Linked DNA regions of Homo sapiens: regions 2 and 3 are each linked to region 1. The links are chromatin contacts, found by Hi-C in ENCODE. All regions are on one chromosome and are shown on one strand. The core of a region is the stretch at or near the end of the contact, and the rest is flanking DNA. Distances in the headings are between cores, read along the strand shown.

The links. A loop is a pair of places that touch in the nucleus more often than their neighbours do. Pooled maps may share reads with other maps.
Region 2: a map of CD4-positive, alpha-beta memory T cell shows a loop between it and region 1 (10-fold over the local background). The contact joins the promoter of FAM20B here to the promoter of ARPC5 in region 1. A Hi-C loop is called at or near these places in 2 of 168 maps with a recorded cell type or tissue (CD4-positive, alpha-beta memory T cell and naive thymus-derived CD4-positive, alpha-beta T cell) and 8 of 50 pooled maps.
Region 3: a loop to region 1 is called in a map of CD8-positive, alpha-beta T cell, with 18 times the contacts of the local background. The contact joins the promoter of QSOX1 here to the promoter of ARPC5 in region 1. A Hi-C loop is called at or near these places in 2 of 168 maps with a recorded cell type or tissue (CD8-positive, alpha-beta T cell and transverse colon) and 10 of 50 pooled maps.

The regions. Positions count from the first base shown.
Region 1 is chr1:183,633,875-183,638,039 of GRCh38, reverse strand. It overlaps ARPC5 (actin related protein 2/3 complex subunit 5), which reads left to right and starts at 2,257. Exons shown (of 4, transcript NM_005717.4): 1 at 2,257-2,523. The coding sequence starts at 2,381. It also overlaps a transcript of RGL1 not described here. RefSeq lists silencers at 1,974-2,133, 2,614-2,663, 2,744-2,803, 2,755-2,973 and enhancers at 2,284-2,563, 2,561-3,061.
Region 2 is chr1:179,023,752-179,027,916 of GRCh38, reverse strand. It overlaps FAM20B (FAM20B glycosaminoglycan xylosylkinase), which reads right to left and starts at 2,023. Exons shown (of 8, transcript NM_014864.4): 1 at 1,819-2,023. RefSeq lists silencers at 1,237-1,976, 2,017-2,206.
Region 3 is chr1:180,152,840-180,157,004 of GRCh38, reverse strand. QSOX1 (quiescin sulfhydryl oxidase 1) reads right to left here and starts at 2,136. Exons shown (of 12, transcript NM_002826.5): 1 at 1,833-2,136. The coding sequence starts at 2,097. It overlaps LOC105371636 (a long non-coding RNA gene), which reads left to right and starts at 2,167. Exons shown (of 2, transcript XR_001738314.3): 1 at 2,167-3,006; 2 at 3,816-4,165. RefSeq lists an enhancer at 1,862-1,961 and a silencer at 2,142-2,461.

The DNA.
Region 1 (4,165 bases), core at 1,008-3,507:
GTGCCTCTAATGTTCGATTTTCTCTTCAAAGAAAAATCTTGATTTAAAAGAAGAAAAAGTACAATCACCTTTAACAGCTAAAGTATACTGATTAGCATCTACTAAAGTTAGCAAAGACTGAAACTGAAAAAAAATTGTAAAATCTTTATTCTAAGTTATATAACGCCATTCACCATAGTAATGATTTTATACTTTGGTATATGGCTTTTTAAAATAAATATTGCCAACAGGTAAAAATTTTTCCTTTGCTGTCTTAAGGCATTCCTAAGAGAATTTTTACCAGTGTGTGTTCATAACTTGAATGTTAATTTAAACAATGTTACTTCTATCACCTAAATGATATACTTATAGAAGAGTGGTTTAATTGGGAACAGAAAAACACCACATTGCTTCTTCCCAAGAAAAAGGGATGTATTCCATTCTCGAGGTCTCTCTCCCACTCTCTATTTATATATAATATACTGCATAGATAAATATACACACATTATATATGTATTTTTTTGAACTTAAAGAAGACTGGACATATGTATTTACATGTATATATCCAACAAATATTTAATTTTGAGATCTCTCTCCCTCTTCTGATTTATTATTCTCAGTATGATTCTCAAACTGTACGGTCTTTCACATTTCATTCATTCATCAAGCATGTATCGAGTCCCTTCTGCATGCTTAGCTTTTTGTCATATGGAAGGAAGATACAAAAGAAAAACTGTTTCTGCCCTTCAGAATCTTTCCATCTCTTCTAGGAAGGAGATAAAACACCATATATCATTAAGAAATTTATAAGACTAGTCCCAAAACCAATGGTACAAGCAACATGCATTTTACATTTATGTAGAATTTTAGAGCTTGGAAACACTTTCGTGATATATAATCCTAAGAACAATCTTGTAAAGTGCACATTATTAGCTCCATTTCAGTGATGAGGAATCTGAGACAGAATTTTAAGTGACATGTCTCGTTCAAACATTATGAGTGGAAGAGTCAACACTTAAGCCTGAGTTTTCTGATTCTAAGCCTAGTGCTCTTTTCAACACAGCACTGGAAACCAAAGATTGTGGTACACAACAGGGCAACAGCCAGTCTTCTGCTCGAGGTCCAACTAAACTGGACCCATACCGAGCAGTGTCCAGCCAAATGTCCAAATTAATTTTATCCTGCAAATATTTGTTCTTCAGTGTAATACACACAGCACAACTACCATTTCCTTCGTCTTAGTGCCTTTATCTCCTACATTCCAGAAATGGGGATGTCAAATATTTTTTTAAATCTGGCCTAGATGGAATCATATAAATCTCAAATCATAATATAAATCTTAAAGGTCTGGTTTCCACCAATCCTTCCACATTTTGTTTTCCCCCAGCACTAGAGAGCCTAACCTACCCTCACCCCTTTCGAGCATTCTTGCTCCAAACGACCACCTATTTTAAGATGTCAATGACCCTTTCCCAAATTCTACAAATTCACCCCAGTTTTGCCACCCGACCCCAGCGCCTGCCCGGACACGTTCCCCTCCCTCCCAATAGATTTGATACCGAGTTCAGGTTCTGCAGATCCCGTTGCGATGCTGTCACACAGCACTGACAGATAAGATTTGACCTTTCGACTCCGTCCTTGGGGACTTCCCGCTGGCCAAGAAGGGTAGTTCCAATCCCAGGAAACGGGCTTCCTGCTCAGGAACGCAGCCTCTAGCAGCGCACAGTCTGAGGCAATGTCTCCGGCAATTAGAACGATGCTGGGCGCCCGGGTGTGCATCACTCTGCCTCATACTCCTACCAACTGCAGGGCACTCGGTCCGGCAGCCAGTCCATCCCACCCACAGCCAAGTCCCAGCCAGCCGGACCTTACGCAGGACCCCGATGATAGGTCGTTGACGGCTGCAGCAAAAGCCAAGGCCACCTGCCGCTGCTGCCCATCCCCGCCAATCTGAGACCCCCTAGACTGGACCGCAGAAAAGCGTTTCTATGGGAACCCCCCCACCGAGAATCACGTGACGCAATCGGACGACCAATCGCTTCTTACCTCTGCCCGCGGTCCAGCTTTTGGCCCTCCCTCTCGCCCCCGCCTCCTTCGCCCAGCCCCGCCCCTTGCCTGCGGAGAGCCCGCGCCTGCGCGCTGTGTCCTGCGCGCTCCTTCCCTCGCGCGCGCTCTCCGTGGAAGAGCAGGGGCAGCGTGGGAGGCGCCAAGGGAGCGCGAACCTGAGGAGGAAGAAACGGGGCTAGCGCGCAGGCCCAGAACGGTCCGAGCCGCGGCAGTCGGCGACGCCTCAGAGCGGAAGAGGGAAGTGAATCAGGCGCCGGGTAGTGGGTTGCTGGGCTGGGCTTGCTGAGGTAGAGGCAGCGCCAAGAAGAGGCCTTTGCCGCTGGTCGGGATTGGGATGTCGAAGAACACAGTGTCGTCGGCCCGCTTCCGGAAGGTGGACGTGGATGAATATGACGAGAACAAGTTCGTGGACGAAGAAGATGGGGGCGACGGCCAGGCCGGGCCCGACGAGGGCGAGGTGGACTCCTGCCTGCGGCAATATCCTTGCATTCACCGCCCTCCCCACCCCAGCCCAGCCCAGCCCGCCCTTCTCCTGGGACCCGGGAGCCTGCAGGATCCGCGGGGCACCGGCGCGGAGCTGCCCTCTCAACCTGCGGCTTAACCTGTCTCTTTGGGATCGCCCGCTCTGAGAGGGCAAGGGGGAAGCCCCCGTTTCCTACCCAGTCGGCAGGAGACGCGAGGGTCCCACTCTTGGAAGCCTGCCCTCCCCCGCGCGCCTTCCACGCCCCCAGATTCCTCAGGTTGCACCCGAGTGCCTGCCTGCCTCGGGAACTGGTCCCGCCGGCCGCGCCCTCGCGGCGCTGGGGAAGGCGGCCCCGGCTGGTGGGGAAGGCTGGTGCCGAGCGCCTTAGTTTTTCTTCCTAGAACTCTGATTTCCTGGGGTCACATTAGCTCCAGAAATTTCTGATTGTGGGGAACCTGCATCTTTCCTTAGTGGTTTTGTTTTTTGTTGTGTTTTTGTTATTGGTAGCGTTAAGGTAGTTTATTCCTTACCGGGGGGCGGGGGGAGATGGGACTGTTCGAAAATTGAGGGTCCCTGTGCTTTCAGCCCATTGGCCTTTTTAAAAAAAAAAAAAAAAGAAGAAGAAGAAGGGGATTTGGCAAAATATACATTGTACAGAATTTGTTAACTGGGGGAGGGGAATGAATACAAAAAATACAAAACTCCTAGAAGGAAGCTTGGAGCCTTTTACCTGCTAAGAAAAGGACAATAGAAAAAACAACGGGGAATGCGTGTGGAGAATCCTTGGAAATATTTAAAATAAACCCCAATGAATAAGATAGAAGATGAGTCATTCGTATAAAGCAGAATCATTTTTGTAATCCTAAAATTGTTTCCATTTTAGTTAAAATATGGCAGTCAGTTCCCGGTTTCTGTTTTTGCATATTTGAATATTCATAACTTTGGCTTCGCATTTGCATTACATCTTTTTTAGAAAAATGTAAATGTTGCAAAAAAACCGAAGCTGTAGTTTTAGAAAATCTCAGACACTGAATTTGTATGCATTTCTAATTCTTGGGTGTATTCATAAGGAAGACTCTCAACAATGTCCTGTTATAGTGGGGAAATATGAGAGTGAAAATATTTAATGGCAACAATATCCTTTTTTAAAGGCACCTAAATAGAGCATTAGACATTTATCAATATATAGATAGTGCTTTGCCACAACTTTCACAATTAATTAGCTGTTGCTCTTTTGCATTATTTAAATACTTAAGTGCTTGGAGTTATAAAAAATGAGCTAATCTACATCAGGCATGCTTCTCTAGAAATCCCTGCAGCCTTGAAAATAACAGCTTGTCAACCAGAGATTTTGTGTAAGAACTTTTTCTTTAGAAAATAAATGGTGAACATGCTTCCTAAAAACATTATTTGTGATGGATAGATGGTGTTTTATGAAACCCCAGTGTATTTTAGGTAATTTGTGGTGACTTTTAAATGGTACTGCTGTATCCATATCAGTGGATCTGCTTTTTGATCAGTTCATCTTAAAATATAAAGATACTGTCTCTTCTTACCGTTACATACAGCCAGGAAAGACAGCCCTAGTGGTGGGGTACTAGAGTTGGAGGAACAAGTGAACTCTGTGGTTTTCCTTTTAGGGGAATGTTTGTACAT
Region 2 (4,165 bases), core at 774-3,273, 4.6 Mb after region 1:
CCATGATATAAAAGATTATAAAAATAAAGATGATAGAAGCAGTGATGTGTTTTTTCTCTAATCTTAAGAACCAAAAAGAAAAGCAGTGTATGTGTTTTCTAGTTTCCATTCATTCACCAAAACATAGCTACTGTCCTACCAGTTCTAGAGAAACGAATAGAGCATACCAATGTCACATTTTCACCACACAGAAAAGAAACGCTGTGAACTCCAAGATGTCTTGATCATCTTTTACCTGTATCCATATTTATCACTGCACTTTATCATGAGTGAGGCTGAGAGTCTGAATTATACTTGTGTGTGCCTTTGTATTCTCCTTTGATAAGTAATTTCAAATGGGAAAGGGACTCCTGCTGACTGATTCCATTGTACGGTTCGAGAGGCCAAAGTCCAACATCTTTGCAAACTTTAGAAAAGTTATTAATAGAATACATTGATTTTAAATCTCCCTGAGATTGGCTATGAGTCTGGGCAAATAATTTAGCATCTTTACCATTTGTACCTCAGTTTCTCAGACAGTCGTGATAACGAATCATATTTGAGGAAGTGCTCTAAGCTTAGCTCAAAGATCCTGCATAAACTCAAGGAATGTTTGTAATACATAAGAACACTGAGATCTCTAACCAGATTTTTAGAAATCAACGCCAGTGAAATTTTTGCAAGAATTTACAACGCAAAAAACATAGGCGTGGCTAATAAATGGCAATAGTAATTTGTACCAGATTATAGATTTATAAAGTCCTACAGTTTAAAGGCTAAAGGCTAAAAAAAACCCCACATTCCTACTTCCCTTCCAAGTGAGAAATCAAACCTCCAGAGGGAAGCTGGCTGGGTGGGGAAGATGCTGATATCTGGCACTAGACCCAAGTCGCAATAGCAAGCAACTCTCATTTTCCCAAATTAGAAACTCCTTATCCATCCCAATGATGGTATGGTCTTTAAAAGGACTAATAATTCCATTAAGACTAACCAAGCCCTGTTACCCCTACTTTCCCTCCAATCCATCCTTCTACCCCTTCTCTTCTTATCCGGAGACTGGCAGGTTAACAGAAGTCAGATTAGAATGAATCTCTTATCAGAACCCACAATCAAGGACGCAGCTCGACAACTATTCACATTCATCATTAAGGGAAACGTATCGGTCCGCTCTTAATCGCGGGGCCGTCACACCCGGAAATGAAATCTCAAGCGCAGCCCACTGAGGGCTAACACAGCATTCGTTAAGTTGTGCCCTTCTGCGAGCGCCCGGCGCAGGACCCCAGGAGACCGCGGGCCCCGGGCACGGTTGCCCCGCCTTCCGCCTCCGGCCTGCAGGTCACTCGCGCTTCCCGGCCACGAGGCGGGCCCAGCAAAGACCCCGCGAGGGCGCGCTCCCTGGGCTGCCTCAACGGGCGCTCCGGGGAACACAAGAGAGGCACCGGGGCCAATCGCCTCTGGGGACCGCGCAAGGGGACGAGAGACGGTCACTAGAAGGACCTCTGGCAGCCTGAGGCGGCCCCAGGTGGGCCCGCGCCTCAGGTGGGCCAGGGACGTGGCGGCCGAGGCCGCGTCCCTTCAGCCGCGACCGCACACAGGGACACGCGGCCCGAGCGGGTCTCCCAGGAAGCCTCGGGCCCTCGCCCGGGACCCGCCCGCAGCCACTCGGGGACGGCTCAGGGCACCCGGTGCCCGGCCCCTCAGGGAGGCGCCCCGCCCCCAGGCGGCCCCAGCCCGGCGCGCGCTACGTACCGTGCCCCGCCCGCGTGCCGGTCCGCATTTTCCCGCCCGCCGCGCCGGGGGCGGGGGTCGCGCGCCCTCCCCCGCCCCCGCGCCACTCACCTGTCGGGCCCTAGGCTCGCTCCATGGCCGCCCGCGCGGTGCGGTGCGGCGCGGCCCCGGCCGCCCCCGCCGCCTCCGGGGAGGGGCAGCCCCACGCCGCGCTCACCGCCCCCAGCCGCCGCCGCCGCCACAGCGGCTCCGGCCCACCCCCGGCCCGGCCATTCCCAGGCCACCTCTCGCCGCGCAGAGCGGCAGTCCCACACCCACCCCCCCGCCTCCGAGGCCCCCGGCTGTTGGTACCGTCCTAGCGTAGCGCCTGCCCGACGGCCAATCCCAGCGCTCGCTCGGCGCGGCCCCGCCCCCGCCCAGTAGGCGGCCCCTACCGGACCCGCTCCGGACTGCCCCCCTTAACCTCTTCCATACCGGGCCCGTCCGCTTAACTCCCTCGGCGCCGGCGCCGGTCTCCTGCCGGCCGCGCCGCCCTGCCCGCTTACATAAACTGGCCTCTCACTTCTCACTTCCTTCGCTCTTTTTTCTTTTTCTGTATTTGTCCTCCATCCCCCACCCCGTCTTCTCTTTTTCTTTCCTGCTTTTCTTAGGTAGGTAGGCAGCCAAGCAGCAGGACTGGAGAGTTGCGGTCCCCTAGGTCGAGTTCTGTTTGTGAGAAGCATTTTCCCTCCTCCTGTTGCCTTTTTAATTTGCCTTGACTTCTGCTCGGAACTTCTGCCTATCTAAATGTATCCCCCGCTTCTTTTGCCCAGAAAAAGGCTAGCCTTTCCACACTGAGTGCAAATGGCTCTTCATTCGGACCAGAGCGGAGCGTCCTGCTACATACTTTCAGGAGCATCTCACAAAATTATGATTCATTTACTGTAATATTAGTTGTTTTACATCTGTTTTTTGCTAAGGACCGTAAGCCCCATGAGGGCAGGTCAGTCGCTCCTGGGTCGCCAATGCCCGACCGTAGTGCACCCAGTGGGCGCGGATAAATCGTGTGAATGAAAGATTCTGCCTTCCCTTTGTTTGCTTTCAGCTGACTTATACAGAGCCGCCACTGTGTCCATCCATTTATTCACCATATACTAAAGCGCAAACTTAGTGTGCCTGACCCTGAAATATAATGCAGGTTACTCCATGGAATAAGATGCGTGATGGGGAAAGACTGAGCTGACACTTTTTCTTCAGGCCACATAGTTCATTTAATCAGTAAGGCGTACTGAACAGAATTCTTTCTTACTGGCTGTATGATACTGGATGTGCCAGTTAACTTTGCTGAGCATCAGTTTCCTTAACTGGAAAATGGGAGTTAATAACTTCACAGGGTTGTTGTAAGGATTAAGTTAGGAAATGTATGGGGAAAGTACTCTAAGATTATTGTGTATGATTAGGTGTTATTCGTCTGTATATTTGCTGAGCATTTACTATCAGGAGATCCTAGAGAAATAATTGGGCTTGACACTTGCTCCGGACAATGTAGTTAGGGAGGCAGCATTAATCACTGCAGGAGACGTACAGTCAAATGCAGAAGGCATTGTATTAGCTTTTTGCTGCGTGTAGTTGAAAAGGTTTGGAGGTTTGGAGGTCGTTTTCTGGCCGGAGAATACATAATTCTTGGGAAAATGAGCTGGAAGATAATGAGAATCTACCTTATTTCTCTGCACAGGAAGATCAGTCTGCCTGCAGTTAGCTAATCTCCCTGAACCTTGCTCACTACATCAGGAGACCATAAAGCAAAAGGGTAAATCAACAGTTCCTTTAAGACACTTTATCCAAAAGGATTCTCCTTTCTTGCCTGTAACTCTGACAAGGACAGTGAGGGTGAACGCTCCAACTGTCACTGTTCAGGAAAAGGCCAGCTTATCCTGCAGCCTCAGCTTCCTGGGCGGATGATCCCTTCTGTCTTTAAGGATTTTCAGGTGAGGGCAGGGGGCAGTCATTGCCTCTCCAAGCAACCCACTTCAGTGCTTAATTTCGCATCCATCTATCCATCCCACATACTGCAGGACAGACACACTTCCTCCTTTTCTGTCCTCAGAGAAGGAGAGCTATGGGTTCAGGGCCTCTCTGTGAAAGGCTTTCAGACGACAAAATTGTTCTGCCCCCCAGTTTTCCCTTCTCCATGTTGCATTACCCAGGCCCTTGTTGAGTGTATGCATAGCACCAGCACCGTGCCTGACACTCCATGATGTCAGTTTCTGCCCCCTCCGCCTGTACGGGATTATTTTCCAACCAATCAACAGTCAATATATTCTAAGTATTGTGAGGGATGCAATCATTTAAGAAGGGCGTTTACATGACTAGCACACAGGAAGCAGCTGCAAGGAATAGGGACACTTAAATTATGCAGCACAGACTCTGTGATCACTGAAAGAATCACAGTCCAGGAAAACAGTGTGGGCTGGTATTG
Region 3 (4,165 bases), core at 887-3,386, 3.5 Mb after region 1:
TGCATTGCAAGAGGCCAAACATGTGAGTCAGCTGGAAGCTAATCTTTCCCCCCAGCACTCTCAAGAAGGAAGAAATTCTAGAATAAGTCCATCTGCAGCCACTGAACACCTCTTATAACCTCAAAGTGGAAAGCGATCTGGGAATTTTTATGATGTTCATGCCCACAATGTCCCCTGAGATTACCTTATCTTAGGTGTTCCAGTTCCATGATCCATGTTCTTCCTCCCTCCTCCCCTGACCAGATGTGTTGACATCACTCCTCCCCTGACCAAATGTGTTGAAATGGTGTGAAGCACTGCTCAGAAAGGCACGTTCAGCTAATGGGACCAGTGAGGCATGTAGGCAAGTGTAAACTGGAGGTCAAAACAGCTTATAAGTTTCATTTAAAAATAATTTTCCAGGACCATATGGCTAAAAGATGTACACATGGTTCCATCTCGCCTCTTCAGAAACCAATCTGCAAGCTGCTCAGGAAAAGAGGAGGGTGAGTCTGAAAACTAACATCTACAAAGGCACTGTTCTACCACAAAGAGTTGAATTTATCAAGAAATACCAACAGTGGAACAATGGTTCCAGTTCCCCTTTCTCTAGAAAAAGGCCTATTTCCAAAGATGCCCACAGTTCTCATTCAATGACCATTTCAGGGTAGGAGGCCGTGCTAGCGACCTAGCACCAGAGTCAGGAAGTAACTCCATTCAGAGGCAGCAAGTCAGGAACAAATCACTATCACTATACCACTCCTGCCCGCCAAATACCCACTACCTGGATTAGGTGGATGTGTGACACCACAGGAATCTTTAAATTGTGGAAAGGAAACTATGAGACAATGTATGCCGAGTACTTAGTAAGGTGCCTGAAATGATAGGTGCTCCGTAAATATTAATTACTATTATTACCATATTTCCTCGACTCTAAGTCTTAAGTGTTTCAAAATTTTAGCATTTCTGTAATAGAGTTCACCTTCAAATCTTTATACATGTAGTGGTTTTTTCCTATCCTTCTACCCCTTGGGCTGTCATAAAATGAACAGTGTGTCTCACAGTTGATGGTGTCTTGGAATTCAGGAAATATAGTTTTGGTGCCCCAACCAGGGATTGGGAACATGGAGCAAGAGCCAAACACGCACCAAAGGCCTCTGGGTGCATGGGTTTAAAATATAAGGGTCTGAGCGGGGGAAGAGAGAGAAGGATGTGGCCCAGAAGCTAAGGAGCTGGAGGCGGCAGGTCAGGAGAGGCCCGGAACAGAGATAGGAAAACTGCCAGGTGGACATACCCACATCAAAGACAAAAATGAGAAAGGAAGTCTATGTACCACCTGGTCAACCAGTCGAGGGAGTGGAGAAAGGTGGCAGGGAGGCAAAATGGATGTCCGTTCCCTTTTCTCCCCAGCACTGACCCACAGCAGCTAGGGAACCTGGCAGGAAGATGACATGGGTCCCTGGACGAGAGGAAGAGGACTGCCACAAGGCTGGCCCAGGAAACGGTAAGGTGTCAGCGGACCATGCGGAGGAAGGAACAAAGGAGACCTCTCGCAGGGAAGGAGGCAGTAACCTGGCGGGGGACGAACCGGGCGAGCAGGGCAGGTCTGGGGGCCCAGGCCGCGGAGAGGGAAAGAAGCTCGGGATGAGGGCCAAGAGGAAAAGGCAAGGGAGCGGGAGGCAAAAATGGAGCTGAGAAACATGAAGGTGGTGGGCGTGGGATGCGCGGAGAGGAAGAGGTGGGCGGAGGTGACTGGAAGAGGGACGCGCTCCCGGAGTAGGAGGCTGCCCACCGGGCAGGTGGAGGGGTCCGGGCGGCGGGGCACGGGGGAGCGGGCCGCCCCCGCTTCTCACCTTTGACGTCTTCGGCCAGCGCCTTCCACGTCGGGGCGAAGGCGATGCAGTGGCCGCACCAGGAGGCGAAGAACTCCACGGCCCAGGCGCTGCGGGAGCCCAGCACCGCGCCGCGCACCGTGTCCGCCTGCAGCAGCGTCAGCGGGTCGGAAGGCGAATAGAGCGCCGACCGCGGGGCCGCGTTAGCGCCGGGAACCGCGAGCAGCCACAGCAGCAGCAGCAGCAGCGACGGCGGCGGCCCGGAGCCGCTGTTGCACCTCCTCATCCTCGGCGCTGCGCTCACCACCACACGCAAGCACCGGATGAGTCGGGTCCCGGCGCCGCGGCACCGCCTGCCTCCGCCCGCAAGGAGGAGCCACGTGGCCCCGCCCCTGAGCCCCCGCCCCCGAGCCCCCGCCCCCGAGGCCGGCCCAGCCACCCCGCCCCGCCGGCCGCTCCTGGGCGCGGGAGCGGGCGGGGCTGAGCTTGTTGCAGGGGCTGGCCCTGGCCGGGTGGTGAGCCATCCTTTCGCGGTCCGCCGAGGCCTCGGAGCAGCGCGACCCGGGTTCCCGCCTCAGGCCCCAGGAGGCGAGGTGTACAGTCCGGTAAAGGAATGGAGCGCCCGCCGAGCGGTCGCTGCGGGGGTAGCCTCGCGGAGGTTGTTTGGCCTCTCACGGCCCCCGTATCCAACGGAAGAGGAGTCCGTTGGAATAGACGACCCGGATTTCGGCTGTTGTAGGGCAGTTCCTGGGCTCCCGCGGAGCGATGAGACGTTGTGAATTAGATGTGAGAAGAGGGACGCTTGGTCTGCGACCACCAAGACCCCACAGGATCGATGCACCCACCCCTGCTGATGACCATGACCATCTAAAGGGGAACATCATTTGAGGGGCCCTACTCATGGATCAGAAGCCCCTCTTCACTGTGGGGTGTGCTGGGTTGGCGGGCAGTTGCCGTGGAATCAGTTTCCTCAGGACCCATATCTGACCACCCTCATAAGGTTGTCAGGGCGATTCCAACATTCGGGGTTCCCAGCAGCCCAGATCCCCCACATCCAGCTCTTCAGCCTACTCAGAGCTCTCCACGCTCACTCACATGTCCCTCTCGCAAGTAGCCCGATCAACTCACCTGGTGTCATGGGCACTAAGGTGTTAATGGATTTTCTCTGGTCACCTTTGCAGCTCCACTGTTTTGAGTGAGTTATTTTAAGGGGAGAAGGTGCTCCTCAGACGGTTGTCACAGTGATATTTTTCCTTTGTGACTGCCAGGTTAGCCCCTTTCACCTGTAAGAGCTTTGAGCCTAGATTTGTTATTCATTTATTCAAGTTTTACTGAGTGGTGTCATGCCAGGCACTTGTTTAGGTATAAGGATAAGGCAGTAAACAAAATATAGACTCTAGGGACGTGGAACTTACATTCCAGTGGGGGTAAAGAGATGATACATAAGTAAATGTAGATCAGATGGTGACCGATGTTATGAAGAAATGTAGACTGGGGTAAGAATAGAGTGGCAGAGGAGGTGCTATTTTACACACGAAGATCAGGGACAGGTCTACCCTTAATATTTGCAAGAACTGAGTCAGTAGTACAAATGGAGGCCCACATATCATGTCTACATATTTTAAAACTACAAATTAAACGGTGATGTAAAATTCCTATCCTTTTATCTTGACATGTATACCTTCATCATAATCTGGAAGGCCACATTTAAGTTTAGGATTCTTGGACCCTTCTGAGATACGCCCTCGAATGTAGTGCTTTGGAGGGGGAACATGTCCTTGGCCCTCAGCCTTCCTTCTTCTCTTGGCACCCCAGCTCTGTCCCATACTTCAAATGGCCTTTTGCCCACACCTATAACAACGACATCTGCACATCAGAGTTTTGTCCACACCTGCAAATAGCCTCCCCTTGACCACCCCTTGCTCCTCAGGAGGATAGACCTTGGGAAAAGGCTGAGGCAGCCTGTAGCTGGTGACCTGTTGCTATTGCGGCACTATTTTCTAGGGTCCCAGGAACTCACAGTATGCTCTAAAAAGGAGAGGGGCAAGAGCTCTGAGTGAGTACATCCCGTTGGCCCGTGGGATTTCTTGCCCTATGGAAAGGAACATGGACGGAAGAGAATCAGGTGCTCAGAGCCCTAGACTGGGGCTCCTCTTGCCCCAGTCTTGAGGCAGTTCTAAAGAGGTAACATTTGAGCCAAAGACCTAAATGAAGTATGGGAGGAAGCCCTGTGGGAGTCTGGGTTAGGAGCACTCCAGGAAGTGGTCCAGAGGTTGGAGTTTTTACTCCCTTCATGTGTTCATATCTGTCTGCCTGAAGTCTTAAGCTGCATAGAGAAATTATGTGTTAGCCAA